Linked DNA regions of Homo sapiens: region 1 is linked to region 2. Evidence: chromatin loops called from intact Hi-C (ENCODE). Cell type or tissue: HCT116. All regions are shown on one strand. Links, peaks and the distances in the headings refer to the core of each region. The heading gives the core; the rest is flanking DNA. Region 1 holds the start of LOC105376180 (a long non-coding RNA gene). Region 2 overlaps LOC105376179 (a long non-coding RNA gene).

Region 1 (9,633 bases), core at 486-8,485, 50 kb before region 2:
TTCAAAAACTGTTGCAGAAAATTCATGATAAGATGTGCTAGAATAATAAATGTCTTACCCCTTTTCCCTGATCCCATTGAAACTACCAATGAACATAAAAATTAAGCTGCAAAAATATTTTGAATATTTGAAATTGCAGGGATGTAACAATATCTGGAGGATGTTTCTTTAAATTAATGTATTTCCACATAGGAAATAAAAGCTTAAACAAAACATAAAATAATAAAATGCCATGATATTATGAGTTTTTTTACTTTGTTTTACTCTTATTTGCTTCAAAATGTTAAATAATGAGCCTGAATCACTCTGTAAATAGAAACAAGATAAACGCTATTTTTAAAGAAAACAAAAGAAGAAAAAACAAAAACATAACATTGACTACATTTTACAACTTAATAGACACTGTAGTTCATTTTGTCTACTTTGGATCATAAATAGCAATACTAAGTACTTTGAAACATGCTCCAAGGCTAGTAAATAAGATGTGGCATATAATTCCCACAGGAAAAAGACAATGTGCATTTTAATGGTCTTCTGGTTAGGCAAAATGTAGATATTTGAAATATCTTCTAATGAGTTTGGTACTAAAATTTGAAGTATGCTGATAACATACCACAAAATATTTCAACAGCACAGCTACTAAGCTGATTTTAATTTTCCATTTAATCATAATCATAAAGAATATACAGGTTAAATTTAGATTTATTTTAATGATCTTCAGCATTATTATTCTATTTCTTGAAGCATTCTTCATCAGCACTCTGACAAAGGGAATTTAACATCTTTATTTACTTTTACAGCTTTCTCTTTTGCAAGGGACATTATGATCCAATAGTCTGCATGTAAGAAATTCACCTAATTATGGTGTTCCAATCTTAAGACATGTCATAAAAGTAGCTTAGATTGATAGCAACGTGGAAGGGGTAGGGAAGAAGAAGGCATAGGCAGATAATTAGAAAACTCTATTGAAGAGCTTGAGAAATGATTAAAGTATCAATGTTGAATCTTTAAAACACTTCCAGTACAGTCTGTGACCGCTTCGCAATGATTTATGAATTTATGTTGCCTTAGATTTTCTTCATATTCACATCTTCCCTCTGTTCTATGTCATTTCTTAAAATATAATTTTTTAGAGACTTCTTTCAATTATATTTTTAATTAGGCTCAGAAATACTATCTAATCCTCTCCAAATTTCTTTCTTTCATCCTTCTTTCCTTTTTTTCCCTTCCTGCAAGTTGAGCGCACTATGTTCCTAGAAACTGCTAAAAGCCAGTTGTGCAAGTGACATAAGATACAGACTTTGCCCCTCAAAGAGCTCATAGTTGAAAATCAAGTCAAACTTGGAAATAAAGAACTGTGAGTTCCATAAGAACAGTTTTCACAATGCCTTTAATAGCACAGAGAAGGTGAAAAACTCATGTATGATACAGTTAACAGGGAAGAGCCCAGGTAGGGAGATTAGTTAAGATCTTATTGCAGTTTTCCTCCAAAGAGAGAATGATGTCTTCAAATATGTTTTATTAAAGAGAAAAGGTCAAAAGGAAATAATTCTGATCGAATAGGAAGCCGAGGGCAGGAACTAGTAGGGCCAGGCTGCTGCTCTCAAGTATGATACAAGCTAGGGATGGAGAAACACAAACACATTGTGGTAAAGATTATAACTGAGTTAATTTTTGAGTTTAAAAGGGAATTATAAAGGCCAGAACCCAGGAGTAACAACTATTTTTTCTATTGATAATGGCTAACATTTATTATGTCAGGTTTTAGGCTAAGTTCTTGACCTGTATTATCTAAGCTAATGTTTACAGCAACCCTAAGAATTAAGTAGATTATTTTCTCAATTTTATAGATGAGAAAAATGAGATGTAGAGAAGTTAAGCAACAAAATACACAGTAGTAAAATCAAGATTTACCTACAGTCTGACTATTCTGGGCTCTTAACCATACTTCTAAGGGTTCTACTTGACTGCATGTTTGATTTGCCTGGGAACCTTAAAAAATGTATTGATACCCAGGCCCTACTTCAGACCAAATAAATCAGAATCTCTGGGTGTAGGACTCAGAATTGGTATTTCTCTTTTTTAAGTTACCTAGTGATCCCATGTTCAACCATATTTGAGAACCACTCTATTATTCTCTTCTTAAAGAAAAGCTAAGATGATATTGAGTTGACATTTGAGGGATTAATAAAAGTTTAGCTTATGGAGAAGCAGAAAAGGGCACTCCAGTTGAAAGAGAAGCATGAGCAAAGGCATGACATATTAGGACAAAGGGTATGCATCATATCCAAACCAAGAGCTTTGTGGGATGGAGAAGGCAAGAGAAGCTAATTGAAACTAGATTTTGAAAGGCCTTGAATTCCTCAATAAGAGCCTCTTATTTTATTCATCATGCAACAGAGAGTTTTTAAGTGTTTTTAAATATGGGAGTGAAAGAGAATCTGATCTATATTTTAGGAAAAAAATGGCTCTTTGGGGTAACAGGTATAATAAAGTTTAGTAAATGGCTTAGGGCATACTGAAATAATTTGAAGAATTCACATTTACCAGTGATTTGTTCTGTTGCATCCTACTGGAAGTGGACATACTGTTTGATATTTATAATTTAACTCAAAGTTAATTCTCTACTCTTACACCACAGCTGTTATCCAAGAGTACATGAACTTGAGAGATTTAAAATCAATTTAATAATCATTTAGGTATAAATAGAACCAAAGTGACTCACTAGCCTCTGTTTGGTGTCAGGTTTTCATCCTACATGGAGTGAAGACAGAGAAAAAGGTGAGAGTAGGAATTAAAACTCACATTTTTAAATTAGACTCAAATATTTTTTGTTAATCAAGAAAACTCTCCTTGAACCATGAAAACAAATGACATTTCTAAAACTATGGCCTATCTCATAAATCATGTTTTCTTTACCAAACTGTTGCATGTTTTTAATCACCTTACCATTTAGGAACGGGATGTGGAAGACATGGGAATACCGCAATGAATTACAGTAGAAGACCTTCTCTCATCTTCTGTGTAATCTCTCTAAAAAGCTGGGCTTCCTGCTTCCTTTATGACTGGAGTCAGCTGAAGAGACCCCTCAAGAATGACACGTAGCATAGTGCTTAGCAGCTGTTTTCATGTGAGGCTCCATAAGAGAATTAACTATAATTCCAGCCTAAGGTACTCATTGTACAGAATAAATTAACTTCCCTTATATATCTAAAATGGTACTAGCTTGTACTGTCCTTGGGAAAGTTGAGAAAGTAGTCACTAAAATCATTTTCTGTAGGGTTTAATTCTCTGGTAGAACCCAAGTGCTAAATCAGATGTATGGAAAAAATCATGGGTTGTTCAAAGAAGAGGGAGCAAGAATATCAAAAATACTCTTATCTCAAAAATAAACCATCCCAGATCCATATAATTATGAGACTGGAATTTAGGGAAATACATATATCAAGACTATTTTACTTTTTAAAATTATTCTACATTTCCTGAATGTAGTGCTAAAAGAAAAACATTAGCCAAATTAAATTTAAAAGAGTTTAATTGAGCAAAGTACAATTCAGTCAGTCTCCCAAGCTCAGGGACTCCAGTGCAGCCATGTGGTGGAAGAAGATTTATGGATGGAAAAGGAAAGTGACATACAGAAAACAGAAATGATGTACAGAAACAGCTGGATTGGTTATAGCTCGGCTTTTCCTTATTTGAACACGGTTTGAACAGTTGGCCACCTTTGATCAGCCAAAACTCAGTGATTGACACAAGAGTAGACTACAGTTTGTATATAACTCCATTTAGGCTATAGTTTGCAAAGTACAGAGAAACCTTTAGGCCAAATTTAAAATATGTAAGGAGGCAGATTTAGGCTAAACTTGGTCTAACAATTCCCCCCTTTTGGTCATCTTCTCAATTTTGAGAGATTGGCCAAAACTTTAGTCATTGATGTCACAATCACCATCATAAATATACTTCTTTGGTGTTTAAACTCACTGGGAAATAGCAGACATGGGTTTTGTAAGGTGGGAACAAGGAATTTAGGTTACCTTTTTTGTGAGGGTTAGAGTAGAGGTACCTCCTTATATGCTAGAATGTCCTGTTTACAGGAGGAAAAAACAAAACCCGGTCTGTTCTAGAATCTATGTGTTTCTTTAAACTCTTAGTTTGATTAGTCATATTTAGCACAAGTGACTCCATTTTGGTTTGGTCTGGTCTGTTAGGGCCTACTGCATGAGCTTAGTCCAAAACAATGGCCTCTCATAATTTTGTTTAATAATTCCCCCCTTTTGGTCAGGTTCTCACTTAGGTGAGAGTATGACCAAAATTTAGGGCCTTAGCACCTCTCTCAGTTACCATCATTTTGGGTTTCTGGTCTTAGCACGTCATTTACAGATTATGGTGCCCTCATGGTCACACATTTCTTTCAGGTCTTGTCATTCCAGTTGAAGAGAGACCACTTGACATTCTACAGACGGCTGCATGCAAACATTTAAAACTTTTGAGAGAATACAGTGCACCAGGGAGACTACTATTATGACTATCAGGAGGATAATACCAAAAGTTTGGAGTATGCTCCTTAGCCAGGGCTCCATAAACCAAACCACCTAAAATCAAATACATTAAAAAATGAGCTAGATAGTCTACTCACTTTAACTAAGCAGTCTCTTCATTAATCTCCTACAACTGAATCTCTGTAATGTCTGATGTGATGTATTCCTCCATGGGCAACAAGTGCCAGCAGCTGCACAGATACTTCTCTGTTTAGTCAGTAAGTAATCTAGAGCAATTCTATTATTTAGCATAACTTTCACAAGAGAATTTAAAGTCTGTTGTGTAACCATAGCCTTTATAGTAGAATCTGCTATAGAGCCTATCATGAGGGATAAATTTCTAATCATTGCCTCATTTACTCCAAACCATGGCAAAAGAACCTAACAGTTGATGCCCTTCCAGAAGAGTAAAGACCTCCTGTCAATGTTCTCTTTAACCTATGATGTGGGTTAAGAGGAATGAACCAATGTTCTATTTCTGACTGATTATGAGGCAATGTAGGTACCATTAAAATTTCTCACCTACATTGAGCCTTCGTCTTTCATCTATCAAGGCATAAGTTTATCAAATGTATAAGTTTGGCTACAAAATCCTTCACAAGTAAAATTATACCCCATGAGTACACACAACAGACTCCCTGTACACTTCTATTGTTTATAGAGGCATAAGTAAGGGGAAAAAAGTGAAAGAGTCTCATGATAGCAGAGAAAGCTTGACCTGTGATTTGGGGGGGAAAAGCTATTTCCATTAAGGATGCTATCTTCTTCTGGGAAGAAATTTCCCTGGTTAGCTTTACCTTAAGGTTTCCAATGGGTATACATTCCAAGAGTGTGGAGGGATCCTTCTGAGTTGAGAGATTATGAACCCAAGATTCAAGGTCCTGAAGTTTTGCTGCAGTGTGGATGACAAGAGCATTCTTTCTCTGATGTTCTCAGATCTAATCTTTGGGTTCTGGATTGTAAAGGGATTGATTGTCCTCAGTCAGTCAGTGAACCATGAAAAGCTTTCTTTAGCTGGTGAAAATACACTGTGGCATAATGAACTACTGTTATAACATCAGCCCTCTTGCATGGGAAAGCTTTCATACAACCAGAAAACATGCATTGAAAATGACAATTGGATGAAATCTGTCTATAAATATTTAAAAGGTCCATCGGGTAGTGAAATGTACCTGAAGTTTTGATTGTCTTTTCAGGAATATGGGTTTGACAAAACCACATGTCGGTCATAAACTATTTTAGCAATTTAGAAGTCACCATACCAATATAATATTTAATTTGGATCATTTTATCTTTTTCATGATGAGTCATGATGCAGAACTTGTAATTTAAAAAAAAAAGCCAAAAGCCTTAAGGACTCAGGAAGGACACAGTGGCCATCCTGGTTCTCCATGCTTAACATTGGACTTATGTCCTCTTGAAGTTGTTTCTCCACTTTAGGTGCATAGCACTGACAACTGATGGGTTACCATAGGTAATTTCACTTAGACCATGGAGTTCATTCAAATTGTGTACCTAAACAATTTCAGTATTGGCTGATTTAGCATGAAAATCTGGCAAAGTATTTTCTTGGTATTCAATTAATTTTTGTTCTGTTTGAGTTAGCAGTTTTACAAACCAGTCTTTTTATTGAAGTTCTAGGAATTCTTATCTAGTCCAAATGATGTGATTCTAAAGCTATCAGAAACCTATATTCAAGAGTGCTTTTCAGGGCCCTTTGCACCCTTTCATGAACCTCTTTAAAGACACCATATTATAGGATTTTGCATGCTTGTGAAGTTTTCAGAAATTGCATCATAATACATACAAATGGCCAACAGACATATGGAAAAAAAGGTTCAACATCAGTAATCATTAGAGAAATGCAAATTAAATCACAATGAGATATCACCTCAGACATGTTAGAATGGCTGTCATCAAAAAGACAAAAGACCGTAAGTGTTGTCAAGGACGTGGAGAAAAGGGAACTCCTGCACACTGTTGGTGGAAACTTAAACTGGTACAGCCATTATGGAAAACAGTATGAAGTTCCTCAAAAAATTAAAAATAGAATTACCATATGATTTAGCAATCCCACTACTGGGTATATATCGAAGGGAAATGAAATCAGTTTGTCAAAGAAATGTCCACACTCTCTGCAGTGCTTGCAGCACTATTTTTTACTATGTTTACTGCAGCACTATTCACAATTGCTGCATTATGGAATCAACCTAAGTGTTCATCAAACAACAAATGGATAAAGAAAATGAGGTATATATACACAATGGAATGCTATTCAGCGATTAAAAAGAAGGAAATCCTATCATTTGCAACAACATGGATGAACCAGGAGGACATTATGTTAAATGAAATAAGCAGTCACAGAAAGACAAACACCAAGCTTCACTTAAATGTGGAATCTTAAAAAGTTGGACTTGTAGAAGCAGAGAGTTAATAGTGATGATCAGGGGCTGGGGTGGAGGGTGGTAGCGGACAGATGTTGTGCAGAGAATACAAACTTTCAACTAGTTAGGAAAAATAAGTTCAAGAGATATACAACATGGTAACTACAGTTAATAACGATGCATTGTATTCTCAGAAATCAGTAAGAGGCTAGGTGTGGTGGCTCATGCTTATAATCCCAATACTTTGGGTAGCTGAGGCAGGAAGATAGCTTAAGCTCAGGAATTCAAGACTAGCCTTGACAACATAGTAAGACCTTATCTCTACAAAAAATAAAAATAAAAATTAGCCAGGCATGGTGCCACATGCCTGTAGTCAGAGCTATTCAGGAGGCTGAGGCAGGAAGATCACTTGAGCTCATGAATTTGAGGTTAGAGTAAGTTATCATTGCACCACTACACTCCAGCCTGGGTGATGAAGTGAGACCCCCATCTCAAACAAACAAACAAAAAAATCAATAAGAGAGTAGGTTTTTAAGTGTTCTTAATAACAATAAAAAAAGATGAGTGTGTGAAGTAATGCATACACTAATTAGCTCAATTTATCCATTCCACAATGTATACATATTTCAAAACAACATGTTGTACACAATAAATACATATAATTTTTATTTATCAATTAAAAATAAAAGGAAAATCTATTTTGTTCTTTTGAGTGTATTAAAGGAGGAGGTTTCTTGATTTTTTTAAGCCATTATCCTCAGCAAACTAACACAGGAGCAGAAAACCAAACACTGCATGTTCTCACTTATAAGTAGGAGCTGAACAATGAGAACACATGGACATAGGAAGGGGAAAAGCACACACTGGGGCCTTTCTGGGTGGGGGGATGGAGGGAGGGAGAGCATCAGGATAAATAGCTAATGCATGCAGGACTTAATACTTAGGTGATGGGTTGATAGGTGCAGCAAACCACCATGAAACACGTTTACCTATGTAACAAACCTGCATGTCCTGCACATGTATTCCAGAACTTAAAATTAAATTAAATTTTAAAAATAATAATAATTGATTACAGAGCAGGTACAAATGTAAAGAATCTACAGAAGTCAAATTAAGATGTAAAAGGAATCTTGGTAGGAAACCAAGCAAAAAAGTAATTTTTTCTTAAGTTTTTTGTGAAGAACTATATCTCTTTTGATGGCCATACAGGGCACTGAGGAGACAGAAAAAGTCACAGGTCTTTAGGTAAAATAGGCAAATCCCTCCTCCACAAGGCCCCAAATAAAGCTGGAACATCTAAGATTTTCATCGTACATATAATGGTGGGGATGTGAAGTAAATCCATCTTGCAAAATAGCATTATTTGGAAACCAAATTGTCTTGGCCCTGGTGCTGGGTGGAGAAGAAAAATACCATACCTGAGAATTCATAGATAAAACTTACCACTCATGCTACCAGTATAGTCTGAAAAACCTCAGGCAGATAATTTGATATAAAATAGTTGGCTATGCTCCATGGAATAGTAAACACAAATTCTTTCTAAAAGAATGTAATGCAATCTAGGCTTCAGAAAATTCCCATAGATAAAGTTCCAAAGAACATGAGTTCACAGTCAAAAATCCCAAAACACACAAGAACCCAAAGAACAACCACTGAAAGCATCCAAAACAATAATAAGCAAAGTCGGACCAGCAAAGATTCTAGACAATGGTATTCTTAGACACAACACAAAATAGCTATATCTTACGTGTTTAAAGAAATGTTTAAAAATCTTTAAAATGTCAGCAGAAAACCAAGTGATTTAGGAATAGCCAAACAGATTGGGAAAAGAACCATATAATTCTTCCAGATACTAAAAGTATATTCTGTCTTGCACCTAGGATGCAAAAAGTCAGCAGAGAAAGTCACTCCTACCCTAACAATAAGAGCAAGTCTGATAGCCTATAAAAAACATCTAGTCTCCACAGAGAATTGAGGCTGCAAGGTAACCTACTGCACTAAAATCCAAAAAGATGGCAACACCCTCTGAGAAGAAATGAATCCCACAGCTGTTTCATCTTCAGCAAAGAAGTGGAGGTAGGAGGTAGCCACCACAGAAGTTGGCAAGAATAAAACATCTGAGGCTTTAATAACATGTTAAATGATGAGTTTGGGTTGGCACAACAGTTTAGAATGACTGGGGGCCCCAGACAAGGGGGGATTCTTACCCATCCACAGAATCTTTTTACTAATTTCCATTGAATATTTGTGAAAAGGATTAGGGGCAGGAGAGGAAGCTTGAAAAAGATTGTCCCCGCAGTAAAGACAAGCAGGGCCTGCCTAAGTTTGAGGTTGAGAGGAAAATGAGAGCTGACCTGCTAAGCCCCAGACTCTGTGTGAGTAAGAAGCAGGGTCCTCCCCTGTTGGGAGAGGGCAGGAAATCCTGCTTTGCTCCTCTGAGAAGAGCCACCCCCACCCGGTCTCAATCTGACTTAAAGTCACTAATCTTTTTAAGTTAAAAAACATACCTGCTGTAAAGTTAGTTTTATCACTTTTACCAGATCTTCAAATATACGGAAAAACAAATAATAAAATCTCGCAGTCTCAAGACTGTTTTTTAGGTAAATATGTAGAATAACTCCACGAAACATTAAAATAGTTCATTGAATCTTGCAACTGAGTTCACTTACCTGATTATCTAGAATTCATTGGGCAAAAAAGGGAATCTTTTT
Region 2 (9,633 bases), core at 1,077-9,076:
GTTGCCTAAATGTTTTGATCATGCACTCATATCATTAAAATAATCTTGAGCAATATGCTCTTATTTTATGCACATTTATATATGTATAAAATATAAATGTGTATTATTGTATTAATAAAACTAACAAAAAATAAATAAATGAAACAAAATAAAATAGATAGAAACAGAAATCCAGTATTTTATTTTACATCCCAAAAGATTGTCTTATACACATCCCCGAATGCACATGCCACACTCTGAAGACCACTGGCCTGAACCAAGAAAGTGGTGCTGAAAATAGAGGAATGTTAATAAATTGGAGAGACAAAGAAGATATACAAGCAAAAATATTTGAATGATTGAAGATAGAGGGAGAAGAAGTGAAATAACAAACACCAGAAACACCTGGGTTTTCAAGGTTTGGGTAGCTGGTGCTATATATTGAGTTATGGTGCACTGGAGAAAAAGTTAGGTTTGGCTGGAAAAAAATAGAGCACCTTTTTGCACATATTGAATTGAGATAGCAAAGCACAGCAAACACTAGTTTAAGCAGATATAATGATTAATATTGAGTGTCAACTTGATTGGATTAAAGGATGCAAAGTATTGTTCCTGGGTGTGTCTCTGAGGACGCTGTCAAAGGAGATGACCTTTTGAGTCAGTGGGCTGGGAAAGGCAGACCCACCCTTAATCTGGGTGGGCACCATCCCCTCAGCTGCCAGTGCAGCTAGAAAAAGCAGGCAGAAGAAGGTGGAATGAGCAGAGGTGCCAAGTCTTCTGGCCTTCATCTTTCTCCCATGCTGAATGCTTCCTGCCTTCAAATATCAGGCTCCATGTTCTTCGGCTTTTGGACTCTTGGACTTACACCAGTGGTTTGCCAGAGGCTCTCGGGCCCTCAGCCCGAGACTGAAGGCTGCACTGTCAGCTTCTCTACTTTTGAGGTTTTGGGACTTGGACTGATCCACTACTGGCTTCCTTGCTCCTCAACTTGCAGACGGCCTATCGTGGGACTTCACCTTGTGATCGCGTGTGTCAATTCCCCTTAATAAACTCCCTTTCATATATACATGTATCCTATTAGTTCTGTCCCTCTGGAGAACCCTGACTAATACAGCAGGTATGGAGAGAGTTTATTGGGGACTGACTTATGGAGAGACAGAAAAGTCACCTCACCTTTCTGGCTGAACTCACGAGTCACAGAATTTTTTTAGTTATGATGAAAACTGGGAATTCTCTTCCTGCCATATACACAAGGATCTCCTTTCTATTTGTGGCTGCATAGTTAGGGAACTCTATGAGACAGAAAACATCAGACTTTCCTTCATGAAGGTATCAATTTCCCTTAAGAATCTTGGCCTTCCATAAGAATGATACAGTGGAATTTGGGGACTCTGGGGAAAGGATGGAAGAGGGAGAGGGATAAAAGACTGCATTGAGTACAGTGTACACTGTTCGGGTGATGGGGGCACCAAAATCTTAGAAATCACTACTAAAGAACTCATCATGTAACCAAACACCATCTGTTCCCCAAAAACCTATTGAAACTTAAAAAAAAAATTTAAAAAAAGATTCTTGGCCTTCAGGTCTGGTATTCTATTAATCCACTACATCAGGGTTTAGTAATGGGTACCATTAGTTAAAATACCTGAAATGTAATATGTTCCTTAAATGAAGATAGGCTTTCTGTGACCTCTAAACTCCTGTACTTCAAGGCAACTCATTTAGAAGCTAGAACATCTATTCTAATATAAAATTGGGAAGCTCTAACAACATAAAAATATCTACTATGTACTTGAATGCATCTAATGTCATACAGAGAGCTAATGGAGAAGTCATCTGAAAGCTCCCAATGTCAGTCACTGAGGCCCACTGTGGACGCCAATTATTTTGTGGAGAAGACAGAAAAAGTGTAAAGAAAGGACCAAAGCCATGTATATACTTTTACCCTTACCTTTAAGATGTTTAACTGATCTCTTCCTAATTCTCAAATGAGTAAAGTAGTGACTAAAGATTAATGTCAGATGTATTACCATGTTTTTTGGTTTTGTTTTTGTTTTTACTTGTTTGTTTTTGTTTTTTGAGATATAGTCTCGTTCTGTCACCCAGGCTGGAGTGCAGTGGCACGATTTCGGCTCACTGCAAACTCTGCCTCCCAGGTTCAAGCGATTCTGATGCCTCAGCCTCCCAAGTAGCTGGGATTACAGGCGCACACCACCACACCTAGCTAATTTTTGTATTTTTAGTAGAGGCAGTGTTTCACTATGCTGGCCAGGCTGCTCTCAAACTCCTGACTTCCAGTAATCCGCCTGCCTCAGCTTCCCAAAGTGCTGGGATTACAGGCATGAGCCACCCCACCCAGCTCTCTTACCATGTTTTTATCTTATGTTAAAAAGGCATCAAGATTTATCATTGTTAGAAGAGAAGTTGTTATTTCATTGGAGGAGGTTGATTTTCTGGTGCAGATACATTCTCACTTGAAGCTCACAATAGCCATATTCAGGCAACTGTGGAAACACTACCTGAAAAGCAGAGAGTACCGCTGATCCTCACCATTACACCATGGCGTCTCACTGGCTTACCCAGCAATGCTGAGTGAGTATTGCTCTCATATACGTTTTAAGGATGGCAAGAATAAAAAAAATAAAAAATAAAAGAAACACTGCTATTGCAAAATTTAAGAGTTCAAAGAGGCAGTGGTTTTCACTAAGTCACCTAGACCATGAGTACAGGAAGTAAAAATAAACGTAGATTTCCTACCACCCAGTCCAGAACTTTTGCACTATAGCACATATGCAACCATACTCACATGTGCACATGCACACAGAATAACAAGAGCTCAGCTTTACAACTGCCAGGCAAGAAATGCACCACGTTACACTGAAGAAGCCGTGAAAGCAGAAAAATCAATCTACCATTTTAATGAAAAAATGTGAGAAACTGAGATGAGGTATGGTGCAATCACTTTGGGCAGATTTGGCTGTTTGGCTATTAATCATTTCTCTACTGTGCAGTCAGCACAACTAAGTCTATTCAGCGTATTGTTGGGGCCACTGTAGAGACGCTGTAACCAAGTCAGATGAGATTATTAAACCATCATTGTATCCTAAGGACCAAGAACTGTGCAAAAAATTGCAGTTTTCAAGTGAAAAAGATTAACTCTAGGAAAAAAACAATCATTTTCCCCAGGACTGGAATATTGAAATTTCCTCACATGACAACTTACATTCTAGCAATTACAAATCTTGGATTTAAGATAAAATTTTATACCAAATCTAAAATCAATCTTCTATCACTTTCTGTTTAAAGAAAGTACAAATAAGATAATACCTTATAACCTCTCATTATAAGCTATTATCAGGTTAATACTTTATAATGAGAGTCTTAAATTTGCTTATAGATCTAATTATTTTTCTTTATCTTTGCCTTCTGCTCCCAAACTAATTTAGAGACCTCAGTGACTGCCTCAGAGGCCATCACACTATCCTTCCTAGTGTTTGATACTTACAGAATCATTCTGCTGACTACTGAGTTACCTAGAGAATACGGAGTATTTTCTAACAAGCCTTTTAAATCCACCCATCTGAGCCTATGGTATTAGTCAGAGTTCTCTAGAGGGATAGAACTAATAGGATAGATATATACATATATAAAGGGGATTTTATTAAGTATTAACTCACATGATCAAAAGGTCCCACAACAGGTCGTCTGCAAGCTGAGGAGCAAGGAGAGCCAGTCCGAGTTCCAAAACTGAAGAACTTGGAGTCCAATGTTTGGGGAACAGGAAGCATCCAGCACAGGAGAAAGATGTAGCCTGGGAGGCTAGGCCAGTCTCATATTTTCACATGTTTCTGCATGCTTTATATTCTAGCCTCTCTGGCAGCTGATTAGATGATGCCCACCCAGATTAAAGATGTGTCTGCCTTTCCCAGCCCACGGAGGGTGTTACCCAAATGTTAATCTCCTTTGGCAACACCCTCACAGACACACCCAGGATTAATACTTTGCATCCTTCAATCCAATCAAGTTCACACTCAGTATTAACCGTCACATTTATTGAATACCTAAAATACACAAGATCTTGAAGCAAAAGCCTAAGTATTGGAAGTCAACAGTCAATAGAAGCAATAGTGCCTTCAAGGACCCATCTCCACTAACCCCCTCTACAAGTCTCAGAGCTCCACACTCTCTATATCCAAGAATCCTTCATGGGAACAGATGTCACTGGTGGTGCATCCAATGTTGCTGCCCCTTCTTGAACAAAGGTTGGTTGGCATTGGTTCACCAACTTCAAGAGCTGGTCCAAGGTAAATGTGTCAAGTCTCAGCAGCAACCCAGCAAGCATAAATAAGATCCCTTTTCTCAACACCATATTCCCTCCTAAGAGAGAGTCAACTAAAGCAGGGGCTTTCTTCATATTAATTCAACTATTTTCTATTGCTTAGTGAAGGCAAAATCCAGAACACAAAAACAAAAAGATGCATTTGCTGAGGAATAGAATATTTTCTCTACTTTCTTTACCTAAACCTTAATCTCATTGCAATCCTAAACATCTTTAGCTTTTTATGACCTCTTCCCTTTATACTCTGTCCCAAGGCTGGGATAATTATAACAATATCCTTTTAAAAATATCTTTGTGTAATACAGATTTGCTACCCCAATATTGCAGCAGCCATGGCTTGGGCTTTAGTGGCCTCTGTATATGTGCACGCTGTGTTACACCACCCTGAGCTCAGCCTTCCTGTCCCCTCTGTTAATGCCATGAGCTCTCCACCCTCTAAAAAGGCAGCTGTTTGCTTTTGTATATAAGGTATTAACCTGATAATACCTTATCTCATTTGTTACTTACCTTCTCAACTGCAGCAGCAAAATCACATCATGATTCACTAAGGGTCTACGTGACCTCACATTTGGCAATATTGTCCCAGGATAAAAACCTCACTGACCACAATTTGGGTCCTCTAAATGCCCATCCTTAACACACTGGCCACAAAATCTGAGACTTCACTTGTTCTAGGTTCTTCTGGTTTGGATGTCCAACCTGTCTCACTGTCAAATCCACTGACCAGTCTATCCACAGGACCAATACTGGCCTCAGACTAACTGTTAAATATTTGTGACCTCAAAAACTCCTAAAATATGATATGAATGTGTCTCCCTGTCAGATTCTTCTAAGTGTGGTAGGCAGAATTCAAATCTGTATGCATGCAGTTCAAGGCTATTTTATCCCAGTCCTATTGTTTGGGGTACAGAAGAATCTCTTTGGGATAAAGGGCCCAAATAATCTGTAGAAAGATCATTCTCTAGAAAACTACACTTCATTCCATAGATTTATCTTGTTTCTACATTTCAGCTTATCCTTTTACCATATTTAGTACATAGAGGAAAGTTTTGACTTCATATTTAGAGCAAGTGGGTGGGGCTCCAAAAGAAAATTTTCAGAAAATCAAATCTTCTAATTTTTCCTATCAGCTCTTTCCAGGAAAACAATTACATCTGCATAGGCCAAATGCTGAGTTTGTACACAAAATGGTCATCAATTTTGTACAGATTAATAAAAGTATATTCATTCAAATCCCATTAATTTGAGATTTCTCCTGAAGTCAGATGATTTCCCTGTATTACGTGAGGAAAAAAATGCCATCCCAAGCATATTAAGACAAAGTGACAGGGGGACTACATATGATATCAATCTTCAATCTCTTCTAAGTACATTTTTAAAGCACTCCTAGAAGTATCAGTGTACACATATCACAACATTCTTCATTCATTGTTGAGTCCAATTATTGTTGAATATTTTGTTTTTACCAAATAGCTGCCCTCGAAGAATTTACAATCTAGTAGCCACAAACTACAAATTTCCTTAGTTATAAATCATCCTGGTTATTGGATTTTTTAATTATATAATACTGCACACGGACAAAAGAAAGTCTATGTACATACATTATAAAGCATAACAATGAAAAATAAATATCCTATGATTCTACAACCTAGCCTAAGAACTAGAATATTCCCAGCATCCTTGTACTCACCTCAATGCCCCTTTCTTATTCTCTCATCTGCTTCTTTCCCCATCCCAACCAGAACTAACCACTATCCTGAAATTTTGTGTTTATCATTCCTCTACTTTTCTTATAGTGTTATTCCATATGTATGTATTCCTAAACACTAAATTAAGCTTTGCTTTTTTCAAACTTTTTTTAAAAATGACATTGTACTGTATGAAAACCAGATTTTGTAATCTGCTTTCTTCATTCAGTATTTTTAAGATTTATTCATGCTATAACTGTATAGCTGTGATTTGTTCATCTTCACTACTGTATATTATTCCATTTTATTTATCTAGTCTCATGATAATGGACATTTGGGCTGTGACCAGTATTTTTCCATTACAAAAAACACTGCTAGGAACATTTTTGCACATTTGTGGTGTTTATAAACAAGCGTATCTCTAGAATATACCTAGAAAGAGAAATTCTGGGACCTGGAGCATATTCAAGTTTGCAAGTACTAAAGTATTTCCAAAATGGCTGTATCAATTTATAGTTCCCTCAGCAAGGTATAGTTTTCCATTGATCTATACTCACTTCAACAGTTAATATTGGTAGATTTATCTTTTAAATTTTGTGAATTTAGTGAATGTGAACGTTATATCATTGCAATTTTAATTTACATTTCAATGATTATCAATAAAATTGAGCACATTATCATATATTTACTAGCCATTTGAATTTATTTTGTGAAATGCTTGTCGAAGTCTCAGAAATTTTTATATCAGATTGCCTGTCTTTCTCTTACTGATTCGTTGGTGTAATTTATATATTAAAGATACTGGTCCTTGGTCAGTTACATGTGCTGCAAATTACTTTTCTTAGTTTATGACTTGTCTTTTCATCCTACTTATGGTGTTTTGTAGTGAATAAAAAACCTTTATTTTAATTTAATTGAATTTATCAGTCTCTTCTTTTATGATCAATTTTTTATGTCTTAAGAAATCATATCCACCTCTGAGACCATACAGGTAAAAAATCACTGTTCTTATAAATTAATTACTTGTCCTTACAAATAGTATAACTTTATTTCTTTTAAACTATTCTATAACTTTGACCAGTGTTTATTTGCCAAAGTGTATTTCTAGGACCACCTGCATCAGAATCACCTAAGTATTTTTAAAATGCTAATTCTCAGGCCCCATTTTTTTTTTCCAGCAGATATTTAAGTAGCTTTTAAATGCTTGGTTCTAAACTTGAGAACACAAAAGTAAATAAAATAGACAAAACACCTCAAGATTATGTGACATGGAAACAACAGGTGCTGGAAAGGCTGTGGAGAAATAGGAACAATTTTACACTGTTGGTGGGACTGTAAACTAGTTCAACCATTGGGGAAGTCAATGTGGCGATTCCTCAGGGATCTAGAACTAGAAATACCATTTGACCCAGCCATCCCATTACTGGGTATATACCCAAAGGATTATAAAACATGCTGCTATAAAGACACATGCACACGTATGTTTATTGCAGCACTATTCACAATACCGAAGACTTGGAACCAACCCAAATATCCAACAATGATAGACTGGATTAAGAAAATGTGGCACATATACACCATGGAATACTATGCAGCCATAAAAAATGATGAGTTCATGTCCTTTGTAGGGACATGGATGAAGCTGGAAACCGTCATTCTCAGCAAATTATCGCAAGGACAAAAAACCAAACACGGCATGTTCTCACTCATAGGTGGGAATTGAACAATGAGAACACATGGACACAGGAAGGGGAACGTCACACACTGGGGCCTGTTGTGGGGTGGGGGGAGGGGGGAGGGATAGCATTAGGAGACATACCTAATGTTAAATGACGAGTTAATGGGTGCAGCACACCAACATGGCACATGTATATATATGTAACAAACCTGCACTTTGTGCACATGTACCCTAAAACTTAAAGTATAATTTAAAAAAGAGATTATGTGACTTACATGTATGGGCAGAAAGAAACAACAAATAAATACAATTCAGTCTGGGCATGGTAGCTCATACCTGTAATACCAGCATTTTGGGAGGCCGAGGCGGGCAGATTACTGGAGGCCAAGAAACCCCTTCTCTACTAAAAATACAAAAATTAGTGAAGCGTGGTGGCACATGCCTGTAGTGCCAGCTACTCAGGAGGCTGAGGAAGGAAAATTGCTTGAACCGGGAGGTGCAGGTTGCAGTGAGCCGAGATTGCACCATGGCAATCCAGCCTGGGCAGTAGAGAGAGATTCTGCCTAAATAAAATAAAATAAAATTCGTAGTATGCCATCTTCCCATTTGTCTTCCTCTCTTTATTTCTCTACTCTGGGACTCTCAATTTTTCTGACTCAGGTCTTTTACACTGACTGTAACACCATGGCAAGGATGTCTTCACAGACGTTGCCAGAAAAATTGCAACTATGACATATGTTTTAGCCTTGAGGATTTCATTTTAGGGAGAGCTGTTAGCATAGGGCAATGAACAACGTACTAGTAAACTCTTGTAAACTCTCGCCTCTTCTAACGTATAGAGCAAGTAACCTCAATAAATATTTCTATCAACTTAGTAGAAGACCATCATCTTGATTGATGTTTAAATAGCTGATCAGATTAATATATACACTAAGTATTAATGCAGCTACTCCAAAATCTGAGGCCCTTGCTTTCTTCAAGAAATAAACATTTTTTCTCATTTGACAAGATCAGTGCTGATTTAAAGGCAAATTGAGACCTTATGGTTTAAACTTACAATAGAAATATTCAAAATTGATAATTATGGAAACTGCACTTTAGGAAAACTCAAAGATTGAACCAAGACAGAAAAAAGATCCCATATCTAATATTGCTTACTGTGCAGATTATTCATTTGCAATTTAGCTCCAAAATCCCTTTACGTTCTCACTTGTGTCTCAAGGGATGACAGCCTGGGAACTACATTTCCCAGAATCCTTACAGCAGAGTTCTGGTTAGAGAATGGCAATGAGAAGCTTCTAATCTTGTGCATGATTAGAAGGTAAGACAGAAGGAACTGCTACGTCATTGTTCCCCCAGCAGCAGTGGATGGACATATGCAGGATTTGAAAGGACTTCTACATGAACTTCCTAACTTGGTGCTGCAGGAACTCTGTGAGGTTCCTGCAACTTTCTGATTTCCTGAAAGTGAACCTGAGAGCTAGTGATGGCCTTCCTTGAACTTGTATACCCCTATCTTTTCCAAAGGTTTAGAAAACACCCAATTACCTATATTAATTGCTTGAAATACCTACAGTGATTTCTGTTTTCTACACTAAACCTTGGATAATACACCATATCATTCCACTTCATTTTCTTTCTTTCTTGATTTCTAAATTCCCAAATCAGAATTAATTTGATTGATAAGCTTCAAAACACAGATGACTCCTTCCCCCATTCCCAAATTGGAGATCTGAAACCTCAGAAAATCTAAACTTTAAGTGAAATGATGATTGGGAGCCCAATAGATCCTTTAAAATACAGAAGAAGAAAAAACATAAGAATTTATATTTTATTTCATTCTTACAGTGACCATGAAATTTTCACGATTCATAAATTTCTGTGTACACGTACTGAGCAAGATTGCCTTTTTTAAGCATTGTATATTTTAACATCTGATTTAGAGAATT

What was found. A loop is a pair of places that touch in the nucleus more often than their neighbours do. Peaks named below come from ENCODE experiments on the same cell type or tissue, not always from the same donor. Only the 100,000 strongest peaks of a DNase experiment are listed, where the experiment ranks them.
Region 1: it touches region 2 in a loop (6-fold over the local background); 2 of 110 quality-filtered maps call a loop at or near these places.

What each region holds. Positions count from the first base shown.
Region 1 is chr9:100,887,477-100,897,109 of GRCh38, reverse strand. LOC105376180 (a long non-coding RNA gene) reads right to left here and starts at 5,506. Exons shown (of 3, transcript XR_930180.2): 1 at 5,336-5,506; 2 at 2,726-2,754. In HCT116, for the core only: no CTCF peak of the experiment used is centred there; no DNase peak of the experiment used is centred there.
Region 2 is chr9:100,838,267-100,847,899 of GRCh38, reverse strand. The region is part of intron 3 of LOC105376179 (a long non-coding RNA gene); the gene reads right to left. Among named protein-coding and RNA genes, the nearest start is that of PLPPR1, 190 kb to the left of the region's middle. In HCT116, for the core only: no CTCF peak of the experiment used is centred there; no DNase peak of the experiment used is centred there; H3K27me3 peaks cover 914 bases.